2 separate regions of the Homo sapiens genome follow, and region 2 is linked to region 1. A link is an interaction called in ENCODE POLR2A ChIA-PET data of the cell type or tissue named here. Cell type or tissue: MCF 10A. All regions are shown on one strand. Links, peaks and the distances in the headings refer to the core of each region. The heading gives the core; the rest is flanking DNA.

Region 1 (8,325 bases), core at 5-8,004:
TTGGGGAGGTGGTCCAAGATTGCGAGCGGTGGGTACAGGCTGCGGGGTCGTCTGGTGCCTTTGGGAGCTGTGCTGCTGGGGTCTTGACTCTTGTACCCCAGAGACCCCACCCCCACCCCGGAAAAGCCAGGGGCCTGAAGAATCACCCTATTTATCTGCCCCTTACCCCCAACTTGGCTTGGGGTGACAGTGCTAGGAAGGAGAGCATTGTTAGGCTGGTAGCCCTGGCATACGAAGCCCTTCTACAGAGGGGAAGGGGTAGAATGGGATGGGGTGGCAGCAGCCAGGTCTAGGGGTTGGCCAAAGGCTCCTTTCCCTTGGGGAGGCCCAGGAGATGGGCTTGGGGCTTGTTAAAGAGACAGCCCCTTTCCCCTGCACAAATGGGGCAGGTGCAATAGTCTTGGAGTTGGTAGTATTGGGTGCCCAGCTGGTGGAACAGTGGCCTCAAGGATTGTCCTGGGTCCTGGAGGTCAGGATTCGGGCAAGAAGATTGTATGAGGCCCATTTGCTTGGTGGAGAAGGTGGTCCAGACAGGCGGCATTCCTGGGGTCAGTGGACTCCCACTGGAAGCCCCTAGTGGCCTGGGTACCTTGCCCTGGTCTTAGAGACCCCTGAGCACTGAGCAGAAGAGCAGAGGAGCATTTTGCACAATGGAGAAGCCAGAAGAAAGAGGGTGGCCCAGATGGCTGGGAGAGCTGAGAAGCCCTTCCCACAGGCAAAGACAGAGCCCCCAGCCCCCTGGTTGGGGCCAGGGCACTGAGTCTGTCACCAACTGGGCACTGGAGAGATGAAACCAAAGGTGGGCAGGGGTTGGCGACAGCACTGGGGACTATCCCTGTGGGTCCTAGGTCTGTGAAGCCCCTCCCCAATGCCTGTGTCGCGTACAGTTTTATGTACCAATAGGCGACATTTGGCCAGAGGAGAGCCCCCCTCAAACCCAGCCTGACCCAGTCTGTGTCTTCCCAGAGGGGACCTAGTCGGTCCCCATCCCCCTACTTCAGGGCATGTCTCTCCGTAGGGGGAGGGTATATGGGGACATATTTCTCTCCTAGGGTCCTTGAAGCATGTTTCACATTCCGGGGTGGGGGGAAGTTCTCTGGGCATCCCTCACCTCTGGGGTCTCTCTAGGCCCTATCTCTCCCCTTGGGAGTCTCCGGGGGACATGTGTTCCCGCTGAGGACCACGGGAGCATGTCTCCCCCAATTACCCAGGCTCTCTGGGGAGCCTGTTTTCCTCCCAGGGTTCCTGGGAGTACTTAAGGCAAGTCAGTTTCGGGCCATCTCTCTTCCCAGGGAAGGGGGCTATCTCTGAAACACGTCTGGGAAGGGATGTTTCTGGCCCTACCCCCATCTCTCCTATGGGGGTTTCTCTGCCCTGCAGCACTTTAGGATGAGGCTGGGCATCTCTGAGTTGTCTTTTCTCCTAGGAGCCCTGGGATACCTCTCTCTCCCGAGGGTAGGGCCTCTGGAGCCATTTCTTCCCTGGGTCGGGGCTGTCTCCGGGTGTTGGGAGGGCTTGTGTTGGCCATGAGAAAGTCTCTTAAGGGGCGTCTCCACTGGGGACTTCTCTGGGAGGGGGGACTGTGTCCCGCCCATGGGGTTTCGGGCGGGTGTGTCTGCCCATGGGGAGGGGAGACTGTGTCTCCTCGGGTTATCTAGTGGGGAGGGGGGCCGTGTCTCTCTCGTGTGTAGGGGGGTGGGGGTCGGGGTGGGGGGTTTTGGGCGCGTCGGGTGCCCACATTGGGGTCGTGTTTCTCTTGGTTCGTGCCACTTCCCACTGCCTCGCTCCTCCCGGGAAGGGCCCCCGCCCCGCCCCACCCCACCCCATCCCTGGCGCTGCGAGCACAATCCCGTTGATTTGTAATGATTTCTGTCTCTTTCTGTCTTTCTCTTTCTCTGACCCCCCCACCCCCACCCCCACCCCCCCCCACCCCGCCGCGAGCATGCGCAGGCACCGCCCCTACCCCCTCCGGTTCGGTTCGTTTCCGGTTTGTTTGCTGAGCTGTCAATGAAAGACCCGTGTAATTATTCCCGAGCTTTACAATAAAAGTGTGAAAACCGGACCCCACTCAGCTTCTTCCGGGTCCTCGGGCCTGCGTCCCGTGGAGAGTGGGAGCTAAATCTGGAGGCCTTGGAGAGGGCTGGGGGACGCGAGGGACAAGAGACTGAGACCCGCACTGGTATTAATCGGGGATGGGGTCGAGCTGACGCGTTCTGAGGATAGACTCCTAGTCCGTACACCTCAAAGTGACCCCTGCCGGATCCTCTGGGCCCGACCTGCTGTGGGCACCCCCTCCCCGCAAGAACTCAGGTGCAGGATGGGGTGGGAGGTGACCGCAGGAGAGGTTTTGTGCTGCGCTGCCTTCTTCCCCGGGCGCCCGCAGGACGTGCAGTCGTTCCCGGGTGTATCCATTCCCGCTCCCCACTCTTTGGCAACGAGTGTGAATTGCGGAACTGGATAGGATAAGGGGCGGGAGACATCTGTCTGTCTGCCGCGTTCTCCCACGCTCAGGAACGAGGGTTGGAAGTCGATTTAGGGGAAAGGAACCGAAAAGGTCTCAGCCTCGGTCTCCGACTGCGCTCCCCTCCCCCCTTCCGGGCTCGACCGGCCCCGGCCTCCTCCGTCCGGCTCCCGGGTAAACACCCGCTCCGGAGAGGTCGGAAAACAGAGACCGGATCAGCCGGTTCCTGGCCCCGCCTCCCGGGGCGTTGCTCCCTCCTCCGCCCCTCCCCACCCCCACACCCGCCCAGCGTCGCGCGCTTTTGCTCGACCCGCGCCCTAGCTCCCTAGGCCGGTACTGTGTGGGCCTCGCTCCGGACCCCGGGGTCGGTCCAGCCGCTGGGATTAGCCGACCGCAGGGACTAATCCCGGATGAGCCTCGTGTAAACCCGGATCGACAGCGGGGACGGCGGGGGTTGCTGGCACCCCTTCATCCGTTCCCAGACGCGGAGCATCACGGGGCATAGAGCCCACCCCGAGGCTCCTTGCTGCTTTCGGAGAGACCCGAGTTGGATCTGCAGTTGGGGGCGTGGCGGGGCAGGAGATGAAGAACGCAGGGCCGGGATCTGACGCGCCGAGAGCCTGGCGCGGGGTGACTGGGGTGTGGGGCGGAAAGGCAGAGATCTCTCGGGCAGTACTTGAATCTACCGGCTTAGGTCAGCTCCCTACTCAGTCTACAACCGAAGCCCCCTACCTATCCTCCAGTTACAGAATCACAGACCCTCCCCCTACCAGTGGGTGTGGCAACCCTTCCTAAACCTGAGGCCTCACCTCATTAGGAGAGGCGCTGAATCAGCGGGGGAGGGGCCCGCATTGTCTCCACCCCTGACTTGACCCCACAGTGAAGGGTGAGGAGTTCCTTCTGTTAAGGCCTAGCCCAGGAAAAGATGTCTGGAGTTAAGGAAGTTGGAGGAGATGTGGTGGCCGACTGGGTACCAGAATCCTGTCACTGGTTGATTAACTCATTCTACAAACATTTCCTGAGCCCCTCCCATGTGCCAGACCGGCACAGGGTACTGGACCCCAAGAATGACACACAGTCTCTGTGGGAAAGGCAGACAGGTAAACAATGACCACATCTTGTGTTCGGCCCTGCCTTGAGCCGGAAATTCTGGCAGGAGACCTAAAGGCGCTGTCCTCTCCAAAGTCTAGAGGCTTTCTGGAAGGGGTGGTGCCAGAGCTGAGTTTCAAAGGGCAAATGAGGGATAGGCTACTGAGGAAGGGGTCAGCCTTGCAGGCTGAGGAGGAGTATGTGCCAGGGTCTGGAGGTGGAGGAGGAGGTGAGGTGGCTCAGGAGGGCAGGAGAAGTTGGAGAAGAAGGCAGGGGCCAGAACTAAGGACCTGCTGGTCAACTTAAAGTGCTTGGATTGAGGGGTTGGAGAGGAGCCATTTACAGATTTTAAGCCTGTAAAAGAAAAGGTCAGATTTACATTCTTCCAGATTCTGTGTTCCTCCCTTCCCTGCCCCAGGTTTCTCTGGGGATGCCTGGGTTGGGAGTGGAGATACACAGGCAGACAGGAAGAGGAACCAGGTGCAGTTTAGGCTGGTTAAGAATGGTCCCTGGCTGGTCGCGGTGGCTCACACCTGTAATCCCAGCACTTTGGGAGGCCGAGGTGGGCTGATCACGAGGTCAGGAGTTCGAAACCAGCCTGGCCAACATGGGGAAACCCCATCTCTACTAAAAATATCAAAATTAGCTGGGCACGGTGGTGCGCACCTGTAATCCCAGCTACTTGGGAGGCTGAGGCAGGAGAATCATTTGAACCCGGGAGGCAGAGGTTGCAGTGAGCCGAGATTGTGCCACTGCACTCTAGCCTGGACAGCAGAGCAAGACTCCATCTCGGAAAACAAACAAAAGAATGGTCCCCACTTTCCATCAAACTTGGAGTCAGAGAGACCTACGTTAGAAATTTGGCTGTACTTATTTCTAGTGGCATGACCTTGGGTAGGTGGCTGAGCCTCAGTTTCTTCCTCTGTAAGGTGGGGATAATAGTGCTTACCATCACCAAAGGTTATTGTGGGGCTTCAATGAGATAATTTGTCCACTTTTTTATTTATCACACGTCTAACACCTACTAAGTGGCAGGCACTGTCTCAGGTGCTAGCATTATGGTGCTGAATAAGACAGGCATGATGCCTACTCTCTCTCTCTGGGAACTTGCATTCTAGAGGAAAAGACAGACAATAAACAAATAAATGAGATAATTATAGATTGTGTTAAAGTGCTGTGAAGGAAACAAACAGTGGGACAAGAAGGAGGATAACTGGAGGTGGGGGAGGGGAGGGGGCTGCTTTACCCAGCCAGGGAAGCTTCCCTGAGGAAACCTGAAGGTTGGCCAGTGTACTCCAGCCTGGGCAACAAGGTGAGACCCTGTCTCAAAAAAGAGAAAAAAAAAAATAACCCTGAAGTTTTAGAGCTTGGCAAAGAACATTCCAGATACAAGGAAACTGCAGGGAAATTGCCTTCAAAGGCCCTGAAGTGGGAGAAAAGAGCATAGCCACAGTACTCTAAGATGCTAAGATTCCTCAGGGCAGTTACCTGGGTTTCTTTTCTTCTAACCTTCTGGGCAAAGTGAGTAGAAATGGAGGGGAGTTGGCCGGGTGTGGTGGCTCACGCCTGTAATCTCAGCACTTTCGGAGGCTGAGGCGGGCAGTTCGAGACCAGCCTGATCAACATGGAAAAACCTCGTCTCTACTAAAAAAAAAAATACAGCCGGGTGCGGTGGCTCACGCCTGTAATCCCAGCACTTTGGGAGGCCGATGCGGGCGGATCACGAGGTCAGGAGATCAAGACCATCCTGGCTAACATGGTGAAACCCCGTCTCTATTAAAAATACAAAAAAATTAGCCAGGCTTGGTGGCGGGCGCCTGTGGTCCCAGCTACTCGGGAGGCTGAGGCAGGAGAATGGCGTGAACCCGGAAGGCGGAGCTTGCAGTAAGCCGAGATTGCGCCACTGCACTCCAGCCTGGGTGACAGAGCGAGACTCCGTCTCAAAACAAACAAACAAACAAACAAAAAAATTAGCCGAGCATGGTGGCGCATGCCAGTAATCCCAGCTACTCGGGAGGCTGAGGCAGGAGAATCGCTTGAACCTGGGAGGCGGAAGTTGCGGTGAGCCGAGATCACACCATTGCACTCCTGTCTGGGCAACAAGATTGAATCTCGGTCTCAAGAAAAAAGAAAAAAATGGAGGGGAGTTTCCATCCTGCTGGGCCAAACCCCTTCCCCTCCAACCCCATCCCCTGGAGTAATATTGGGGAGATGTGGGCTTCATCAGTCAGCCCATCTGTCCAGCTTAATCTTCCACCTGTTCTATAGCTGCCCCCAACCCCCCTCCCAGTTTCAGGACAGGTCTCAGCCCGCTATTTTCCCAGTGGGTTCTGGGGTTCCTAGTCCTCTTGGGCAGGCGGGGCAGGTTAGGGCCCCTCCAGAATCTGCCATTACAGATCCTGGATGAAACAGAATTTAGTATCTGACCTGCAGGGGCCAAGGGGTGGATGTTTCCCAGATGAAGATGACCAAGGGGTTTAGGGGCTTAGGCCTTTTAGAGTTTCCCCCTTGGCCTGGGTCTCACTTCAAGGAGGCGGCCTGGATCCCTGTCTGATTCCCCCTCAAAGAATGCTTCCTGTAACATGGATACATTTCACACACAGCCGCCCGCCCCTGCTGCAGAGCGCACACAGCTCCTCTCACACACACTCACCATCCAGCTGCACCGTGCGTCTCCATGGCAACCAGTAGGCCTGGTCCACGGATGTTAGAAATAAGTGCCAGAGGAAGAGGAGAGAGAGAGGGAGAGGGAGAAGGGAGAAAGAGAAATAAAGAGACTTAGAAAGATAACCTCCCAAGGAGAGCCCTACCCTTTCCTTACAACCCTGCCAGGAAGACGTGAGTGGATTCGGGCCCTGAGGACGGAGGAGCTCAGGGTGGGGACTAAGCAGTAGATTAGGGGCTGTCTGGACACAGGTAACGGGGCACAGTGGGCAGTAAGGAGTGGGCAGAATCAAGGGAACTTTCTTGACAGTCTGTAGTCTTGGGATAGGAATACTTGGTCTAGGTGAAAAAGGCAGATGGGGGTGGGTGGGTAGGGGTGGAAGACTTGGGGAAGCTACTTTCTCTTCTTCCTGGCCTAATTGGCTGTTCGGGCCGAAACCACCTCTTAGTCACTTAGTCTAATCAGAATTGTTCCGGAGAAGACAGTCGGGGAGGGGAAGGAGAAGCAGGGGTGTGAAGGGGGAGGGTGGGTGGAGACAAAGCTGGGTGAAGGTGGGGGTGGGAGTTCCTTCTACCACCTGCCATCCATCCTATCGCCACCCAGTGGATGGGGTGGGCTGTGACTATACAGGCTGATGGGTCTCTCTAACAGCCTCCCAGCTGCCACTAGCACCCCTTCACGCCCACTTGCTTTTTACTCTGCCCCTTCTCGTCTGTCTCCATGTATCTCTGTCTCTAGCTCTAGCTCTCACTCTCACTCTCTCCTGGTCACCCTGTCTAGCTCCTCACCTTCCTTTCTCCCCTTCCTGGGAGTCTCCTGACCTCTGGCCACCAATATTTGTGTATGGAACAGATAAAGGATATAGGATTGCTAATCTAGGCCAATCCACTGGTGAGTGGAGGAGGAGCAGGGGGAGGGGATTATACTGAAAGGAGCCCTGTCTTTGGGGAGAAAGAGAGAGTAGGGTGGACGCTGGCCTGGCACGACTCCCCTCCACATACCCACACAGGTCAGGGTGTGTGTGTGTGTGTGAGTTTGGTCTGGAGCTGGACGGGCTGACTGTCTCAGACAAGTTACTTAACCTCTCTGTGCATCACTTTTTCTAACTATGAGATGAGGATAATACATTCCAAAAATGCAGTGTGGATTTAAGGTGAGAATGCACGTAAGTTGCTTAGCATGGTATATTGTAAGGGCTCAATAAATGGCAGCTTTTATCATCACTCCAGACTCTTGTCCTTTCTCCGGGGTCCTTCTGGAGCCAGGACAGCTGCATCTTCCAATCCCCTCCTCCTGCCACTGCTTCTCCATTCTTGGGGGCCCAAATTGCCTCTCAGTTCCTGGACCCATCCCCCTTGCCTGGCTCCCAGGGCTACTCACTATGGTGTCCCCGTGTAGGGGATGAGGCTGGGATCCTGCCCTCTGCCCACAAGGTCTGGAGGGACACACTTCTTCAGTTTAGGGTCTGTTTTTCCCTTCTCTGCAGGCCTCAGAGGGGAGGAAAGGGGACAGCCATAAATGATGTAGGGGAAGCGTACTTGCTGAGGGGGACAATAAGGGATGAGCAGCGTCCAGAAACCTAAATATTTCATGGGGCTGCAGCGCTGGGAAGGGCAAAGTCCCTGAGCTGTGTTTGTGCATATGCGCTTGACTCCATGTGGCTTGGAGCTGTTCCATATGCCCAATGCCCTCCTTACCCCCCAACCCTCAAAATGCTACACTCAGGAAAGCTGCTCTCGTGAACCCTTTCCTGGCCAAGATCCCTCCAAAACCTTCCCAGCACATGTATATTTCATTTCTTATAGCTGTAGTGGTTCCTACGGCTTTTAGGCTGTATGTTTACACAGTCATGTCTTTTTTTTGCCCCTGTGTTCAATGTCCCCCCCTCCGTAGGGACAAAAAAAGGCATGACTCCCAAGGACTGGTACCCTTAACCCTCATTCCCTCTGCCTTATCAGGAGACCCCAGTAGCTGGAAAAAGCTGGTGGGTTGGGAGCAGAGGCAGAGGTTGGGGTGGTAGGGAGGAGGTCGAGGTCTCCCGAATTTATGTCTCTGTCACGGTTGACTAAGGAGGAAGGTGTCCAGCAGAACAGGTGGGAATGAGGGGGAC
Region 2 (8,325 bases), core at 278-8,277, 130 kb after region 1:
CCCCTGTTCCTCCCCCATCACCACCCTGGCCATACTGTAAGGTCATTCCTGCCTTGCCTGACTGAGGCCTCTGTGGGACTCCATCCTCTGTGAGACCAGGGGTCAGGTTGGTCTTGCTTACCACGACATTCCCAGCACCCAGTCATGTCATGTACAGTGTCTACAATATGATTGGCACCTCCAGAAGGTTGTGCAGCATGCAACTCTGTATGGCAGCCCTGCCCTGGAAAGGTGCCTGACACCGAATAACCAGACAATAAGTATCTGGTGAATTTATAGATGGTGGCTAAGCTTGGAAACCCCCAGGTTCCTGTGTCAGGTGTCACTCTCATTGCCCCTCCAGGACCCTCTGGGAGGAGCAAAAGTGTTGCAGGTTCTCCCCCTCCTCCTCCTTCAGGAGCTATTCTGTGTTTGGAAAGCTCTCAGCACCTTAAGGTAAGTGGGGTGTCAATAACAGATGGCATGGAATAGGGTGGTGTAAAGGGAGGCCAGTGTCCTGAGCCTGAAAATAAGGAAGCCACTACTCTCACCCAAATAACAGAAAACTGAGTGCTTCCAGCAGATCACATAGGCTCCGCCCCTGGCCCCCCTCCAGCTCTGACAGAAGACACCTGAAGCTCCTCCTTCTCAAAACATTTAGGTGTTCCAGCACTGAACCCTCAGAAGGCAGAAAAGAGAAGTGGTTAAGACAGAGCAAGCCACATTTCTAATTCCAGCCTCACCTCGTTGTTAGCTGTGTGGCTTTAGGCAGATTGCCCAGCCTTTCTGAGCTTCATTCCCTCATCTGTTTACGGATAATACTTCACAGGGGAGGTATGAAGATTAAATAAAACAACACATATAATATACCTGGCCCAGAGTAAATATTCCAGGAATATTTGCTATTATTATTATTATTTAACATTTTTTCAGATTCAGATGGAAGCTCAGAACAGATGTATAATATGGCTTTGATCCATCCACGCCTCAATCTATCTCCTTATTGAGGCCCAGAGGAAAAGTGGGATTTGTCAGAACCACATCTGGCATAGACACAGAACCTTCCAAAATGATGTTCTTCCTGCTGCATTATCAGTAAAATGTCACTGTTGAGTGAGAACTTACTTCATTTCTTCCCTTGGCATCTGAAGGCTACATACATGGTGTAGGACGAGCCTGGACTCTGGATTGAAATTCTGCATATGTTTGGCACTTTCCAGCTGTGTGACTTTGGGTGAGTTGCTTAGCCTCTCTGAGCGTCACAGTCCTCATCTATAAGATGAGAAGAAGAATAAAATAGTTCCTCCCTTAAAGTGAAGAATCGGTAAGATGATCAGGAAATATAAGGACCTCACTTAGTACACTAAGTAACTGGCTTAGAGTAACAGACTAATAATTGTTCACTACTATTATTTTATTAGCAAGTCTTAGGGTATAAGGCTGTTGGGGAATAGAGAAATTTAAATTATGTCCTTGACTGAGGCTTTTATTCTTCCTGGAAGTCCAGGCTTTGGTGCTCCCAATATGGGAACAGCCCCATTCCCATCTCAGGACTGAGGACTTCCCCTCTCCCCATGTTGGGATTCCTCCCCATCCCCCTCCATGTTGCACCTCCTACCTCTCCCAGGCAAGCTGTGGCCTGCCTCATCCTTCCTGGTGTCTCTCACCAGGAAACACATTCTTTCTCCCACATTCTGGGGCCTGTGAGCTACAGTTCTTATCAATGCCAAAGGAACCCAGGCTCTTGCAAGCTGGGCTGGCTGCACGAGCTTGCTCTGTCTCCTGCAGGCAGAAGAAACCTGCTTTCACAGTATTGGATGTCAGCACGCTGCTGGGTGGCTTCTGTGCGTTTTGCTCTACCTGTCTGCAGCCAGAGATGGTGGCTGATCCTTGGGGATGTCCAAGTGGCCTGGGTTTTGTTCTCAAGTTGGCATCACCTGCTCTCAGTCCAGTGTCATCGAGAGAGCTGTTTATCCTCCTACGTCCCAGAATAGCCAGGAAATTGTGGGGGTCCCTGTGCTCTGTCATACCTGGGAGGCGGTATCCCACAAGAAGGGACTGGGGGATTGCAGGAGAGAGGACACCTGGTCCCACCCCTGGCCCTCACACCTCCCACCAGCTTCTCTTCCAGGAGCAGATCTGGGGGCCCCCACCTCCAGGTGCCCAGAGGCCTGAGAAGTTGTCGAAACCGCAGAACCTGACGTGTATAACTGCAGGAGACGCCAGCCGTCTCCTCCTGGTGCGGGCTAAAAATACAGAGGAGCAAGGGGCCTTGGTAATGGAGACTTTAAGAGCCTGTGACATGCAGCAACGGCTGCGCGGCCGCTAATGAGCTCCAAGCCGATCGATGCTGGCGCTTCAAGTGAGTGTGTGGGCTGGGAGCAGGGATGGGGGTGTCACTCAGCATTTGTCCATCCTAGCTGAGAAATCTGGAATGTTGGTGTGGGCCAGGAGCTTGGAGACCAGCTCAAGTGACCCCTTGACATTCAGATGGAGAGACTGAGGCCAAGTGACAGGAAGTGGGAAGACACATCAGAAAGAGGTTGAGGCCTCAAGGGACTCCAGCCTGACCTCTGCAGTAGGCTCCCTGCCCTGTTCCCAGCTCTGTGCTTCAGAGCCCAGCACAGAACCTGCATGTGGAGACCCTGGCAAATGGGTGATAATTGACCAAATGAATGAGAGTGAGTGAGTGAGTGAATCAATAAACATCTTCTTCACTGCAGCATGGCTCCCCAGTGATGGGGACTGTAATTTCATCATCCTATTGCTCTAGGAGTACCTGGCACAGAGTAGGCACTCAAAAACTGCTTGCTGCATGAATGAGCACCTAATCTGCTTCTTGATCTACCCGTTTCCTGAGTGTGGAGACAAGGAAGCCTGTAAAAATTGTGCCTGAGGTCTCTTTTCAGTGGTCCTACTACTCAAAAATGGTAGATTTCTACCTACCAGAGAGAATAAAAAACAACACAGCAGACATTTATTAAGTACTCAGCAGGCACAGTATTAAGAACTGTTCACAAAATATCTCATTTAGTCCTCACATCAATCTATGAGTTAAGTTCAATTTTTATACCCATTTTAAACAGGATAAACAGGAGAGAGCCAAGGGAGCTCTGAAAGGTGGTGTGGCTTGCCCTGAGTCATGCATTCCTCTAGGCAAAGGAGGAGCCAGGATTCAAACCCAGGCCAGCCTGCTCTTCCCTCCTTAACCACTGCACTATCCTGCCTCCCTTAAAGTACAGCAGGAGAAGACAGGAGAAGCATGGCCAGAGAAAGCCATGCAGAATGGAGTCAAAAAAATACCTCCAGGGCCTATAAAGTGTTTGATAAATTCCAGGAGAAGAATAGGAAGAAATAATGAGCATTTGTCAGAGCCTTTTATAGCATATAAGATGATTTTCCCTGCATTCTCTCATTTGATCTTCACCACAGGCCTGGGAGGAAGGTATTATCATTATCTACATTTTATTGGTGAGGAAAGTAAGGCTCCCACACCTCTCAGCTAGGGTTGGGCAGGCTGCACACCTGAGGGGGTAGTGGTTCAGTGATAAGGACTCACTTCTCATCTCCTGGAGGCTGCCATAACCTCTCCCCAAATTGTCATTGGCTCAAAGGGAAATCTAGGCTGAGGCTCACATGGCATTTCTGTGTTCTCTATAACCACAGGGGAAAGGCCAGCAGGGCGCAGAGGCCAGACCAAATGCCACCTCCTCCAAGGAGCCTGCCTGGACCTGCCCGCCCTCGGGACTCTTACTCTCCTCTGAGCTGTCCATCTCTTTCATTTCTTTGACAGCCCCTCCCAAGGCAGAGCTTGTTATCTCTGCATCATCTCAAAAAGAATTAGTCAACAAGAGTGACCCTTGGCAGTGGGAAGGTGAACACGTGGTGCAAGAGTTTGCTCAGGCAACAGTGTTATGATGGCTTAAGAACAGAAACTATGTGTGGAGTGAGACCAGAGCCCCTCACGCTCTCCAGGCCCCTCTGACTCTCAGCTACTCTGTTGGCTCCTTGACCTTCGGAGCATGTGGCCAAGATTGGGCACAAAGCGGGTGTGGCAATGCTCTTCCTAATGCTCCCCACAGGAAACACAAATTTAATACAGCATGAGCAAGGGCTGCAAAGAGCTCCTGTCCTACAGCCAGTTCCATTTCTCAAAAGGGAATGGGAGTGTCAGGAAGTGAATGCCCTGTGATTATCTGGAATTTCCTCAGTTCAGCATAGGGTCAGTGGTGTACAGCATGCCTTACTATCTTGGCTTTATGTGCCAATTCAGATGGATGAAAAAGCATTGCTTCGGGTGGGGGGAGGGGGGAGGGATAGCATTAGGAGATATACCTAATGTTAAATGACGAGTTAGTGGGTGCAGCACACCAACATGGCACAGGTATACATATGTAACAAACCTGCACGTTGTACACGTGTATCCTAAAACTTAAAGTATAATAGAAAAAAAGCATCGCTTCTCACTAACTATATAAAAATCAAAACCCAGATTTTATGTGATTGAATTTTTTCAACCCCAGTTACCATATATGATGGGGTATTACAGTCTTTGTGATTGAAAAGGTGAAGCTAGGGCGGGAATGTGCTCCAGCAGGATTCTTGCAGGCTTTCAGCCTATGTGGAGCCCCTGCTAGCTGCCAGGCACTGTATTAGACTTTGAGGATATAGTGCTGAACCAGGCAGACAGTCCCTGCTGTTGGGAATTTCCAGCCTAGGGGACAGACAAGCAGACTTCACAAGATGAAGGCTGGAAGCTCCTGACCCAATCAGGGAAAAGAGAAGGCCTCTGGGGGAGAGGTGGCCCTTGGGCTGAATTCTAAAGGATATACAGGGGCAGATGGTGCAGCAGTTATGAATTCCAGGTCTGGAGTCAGGTAACCTGAGCTGGAACCTGGGCTCTGCCACTTCAAGCTCGTGATCTTGGACAAGTTCCTTGACCTCTTTGTGCCTCAGTTTCCTCATGTGTAAAATAAGCATAGTAATAGCAACTTAGGCTGGGCGCCATGGCTCATGCCTATAATCCCAGCACTTTGGGAGGCCAAGGCAGGTGGATCACCTGAGGTCAGGAGTTTGAGACCAGCTTGGCCAACATGGTGAAAACTTGTCCTACTAAGAATACAAAAATTAGCCGGGCGTGGTGGCACATGTCTGTAATCCCAGCTACTTGGGAGGCTGAGGCAGGAGAATCGCTTGAACCCGGGAGGCAGAGGTTGCGGTGAGCTGAGATCGCACCATTGCACTCCAGCCTGGGCAACAAGAGCAAAACTCCCTCTCAAATAATAATAATAATAATAATAATAACCCCGTAAGGTTGGGAGATAAATGAGTTAATACATAGAAAGCACTTGGAGGCCAGGTGCGGTGGCTCACACCTGTAATCCCAGCACTTTGGGAGGCCAAGGCAGGCAGACCATGAGGTCAGGAGGTTGAGACCATCCTGGCTAACACGGTGAAACCCCATCTCTACTAAAAATACAAAAAATTAGCCGGGTGTGGTGGCGGGCACCTGTAGTCCCAGCTACTCGGGAGGCTGAGGCAGGAGAGTGGCGTGCACCCGGGAGGCGGAGCTTGCAGTGAGCCGAGATCGCGCCACTGCACTCCAGCCTGGGCGACAGAGCAAGACTCCGTCTCAAAAAAAAAAAAAAAAAAACAGTGGCTGGCCAATACTAGGGATCTACTGCATGTCAACTATCAGTATTTTTACCTTGTAGGTTGTTGTGAGGACTAAATAAGATAAAATTGGGTAAGTACTTAACCCAGAGTAAGTGCTCAATAAATGTAAGCTGCTTTTATTTTTGTTATTAAGTAGGCATTTGCCATTACTAGCCAGGTGGGTGGGAGGCGAATCCAAGGCAGAGAGAATAGCATATGCAAAGGCCTGGAGGCCAGACAGAGCCTGGCGCATTTGGCAAAGTTTTGAAGTTCAATTAGACTGGCACAGAGCCTGGGTTCCAGGAGTGATGCAGGCTGGGGCTGCAGAGGTGGAGGCCAGGGCTGGATCTGGAGGTATTGGGAATAGTGAGCCTCCCTCACTCCACAGGCAAGAGTGCTTCTGCTATGAAGCCTTGCCTGCGGTGATGGAGAGGCCAGCAGTATGAGGAGGGTGCTCCACCCTCATCCTCACCTTGCCCAGTGCCACTCTGCTTGGAGCTGCCGGCTGTCCATTAGGCAGCCTCAGTGCAAGAGGCTCTCTTTCCTCATGCGATACATGTCACATCCGGGAACGATCAAAACAGCTTTGCTTTGGCAAAACGTCTTGTGCTGCGTGTTTGTTCTTTGGAGTCTGAGCGTAACTCCTGTTGTTCCCGACACCTGTGATTTGCTGGTCTGTGACAGCCATTACCTGCTCAAAGTCTCTGCCTGCCACACAACCCACCTGGTGCCACCCCCATTCCTTCCTCTGCCATCCCCAGAGCAGTAAATGCCTCTCCAGGCCACAGGGGTTGGGGCCAGCAGTGAATCAGACATAGTTGGCAAGGATGGCCAATTTTAGTAATCACCTCTACCATTTGGGAACGTCTACTGTGCACCAGGTGCTTCGAATGCCTTGTTTTTAGTCCGCCCAACAACCCCACAGTTAGAGTTCATTTTCTGTATTTAACAGAGGCACAGAGAGGTTAGGAAGTGACCCAAGTCCACCATTTGATAAGTATGAGGAATAGGATTTGAACTCAGATCTCTGCACCATTGGCTGCACACTTGCCACCATGTCAGGCTGCCTCTCCAGCTCACTTGCTCACAGCTGCTGATCCTGAATGGAGGGGCCTGGGACAGCTGAAATTTGACATTGGCATTGGGGTCAACTCATGGGAGTCAGTCCATCTGGCCCCAGGACCTTCCATTCCTGAGGACAGACCCCCTTGGAGGTACTAGACCCCCAGTGTTGGTCTCCACAGCTTGGATCCTGACCAGCCCCTCGCCTGTCTCTTGCAAACTCAATCCTGTTAAGCTCTGACACCTCCAAGCTCCTTCCTGGGGTGATCCTTTAGCCTTCAACACTTACCCACCAAATCTCCACTTCGAGTTCATGTGTATCAAGCATCCAGTTCACTGTTATTATCATTATAATGGGGGAAGCACAGCCTCATGTAAAGCTTGAGGGCCCTTCCCTGTTCCCTGTACCCCTTTTCTTCACTTTCTGGGATCTCTGAGGGAACCAAAGGAGATTCAGGCCCTCCATTTTGTGATAAGTTCCTGGAGGGCAGAGCCCTATCTGACTTATTAACCTGTTTCCCTAGTGCTTGAACTGCAGTAGGTGCTCAGAAAACATATGCTGAGTAATAATATCCACCGGTGCTCTTGCTTATGGAGCTACACTGAAAATCTCTTTCACATGATACCATTTAGCTAAGACAGTAACCAATATAAAGTAGGTATTATTTTCCCCACAGATGAGGAAACTGAGGCTCTGAAACATAGAGCAATGTGCCATAGACCACAGCTAGGAGGTAGTGGGGCCAGGATTCAAAACCCAGGGTTGCCTGACTCTAAGCCTGTGCTTCTGAACACGCATCCTATACAGCCTCCTTAATACAATCCATGGATGAATGGAGGAGTTCTACGTGCCCTGCCCAGTCGACTGCCCAGCCTGACCCCTTCCCACAACCTCCTAGGATGCTAGAGTCCTCCACCCATGCTGCCCCCTCTTCTGCCCACAGGCTCAGAGCAAAGCCTCTCCCAACAAGGCTTATTATTTCTAATCTTAGGAGAAAAACCTCAGTTCAAAGGCATTTTCTATTCCATTCAAGTCAAAAAACAGTTCTCACTTTGCCTCTCTGACCCCCTACCACCCCCACCTCCTCCTCCAACTGGCGCCAATAACGCAAGATAAATCTTTCCTCAGAAATATAATAGTTGTTCTTCCTCTTCTCGTTGAAGCCTTTGCCAGGTAATTAGCATATGCTGACACCTTGATAGACGAAAAGAAAGGCATGAGATAATTCCCTTTTTCTTTAACCATTATAGTATGAAGCAGCCTTTCAATTTGCCAGTTACCCAATCCAGCATTCCTGGACGCAGCCCACCGTGTGACATGTTATTCTAGCTGATCCTACCATCTCTGGTATTCATCACCAACCCTGGGTCACACTTGATAGAGCAAATTCCCCTTCTTCACATTGACACTTTTCTGGGAGGAGGGGCAGCCAGGGTTCAGAGGGTCTGGAAATTGTGGGGATGATGTGGTCATACTTGGGTGGGCACCCCCAGCTGACAGCCTAAGGCCTTGCAAAGGCCTGCAGAGCCCTAGGGGTCACTTTCAGAAGCCCTCTCTCCTTCCCCTGTTCCTTTCCCGCTCCCTAAAAGAAGCTGGCCTTTGATCAGACTTTGGGAGTCCCTGTATTT

What was found. ChIA-PET counts read pairs that join two places held together with the same protein. Peaks named below come from ENCODE experiments on the same cell type or tissue, not always from the same donor. Only the 100,000 strongest peaks of a DNase experiment are listed, where the experiment ranks them.
Region 2: POLR2A ChIA-PET joins it to region 1 with 12 read pairs; 7 of 35 experiments call an interaction of 5 or more read pairs at or near these places.

The regions. Positions count from the first base shown.
Region 1 is chr5:141,844,130-141,852,454 of GRCh38, reverse strand. No RefSeq gene overlaps it. Among named protein-coding and RNA genes, the nearest start is that of PCDH1, 30 kb to the left of the region's middle. RefSeq lists silencers at 2,530-2,779, 6,057-6,351 and enhancers at 2,430-2,986, 3,340-3,429, 3,545-4,101, 4,858-5,679. In MCF 10A, for the core only: no CTCF peak of the experiment used is centred there; DNase peaks (open chromatin) are centred at 2,594 and 3,434.
Region 2 is chr5:141,709,564-141,717,888 of GRCh38, reverse strand. It overlaps LOC124901092 (a long non-coding RNA gene), which reads left to right. Exons shown (of 2, transcript XR_007058973.1): 1 at 1-8,325. LOC124901093 (a long non-coding RNA gene) reads right to left here. Exons shown (of 3, transcript XR_007058974.1): 3 at 1,167-1,251. Among named protein-coding and RNA genes, the nearest start is that of ARAP3, 31 kb to the right of the region's middle. In MCF 10A, for the core only: no CTCF peak of the experiment used is centred there; DNase peaks (open chromatin) are centred at 618, 1,628, 3,778, 4,118 and 1 weaker place.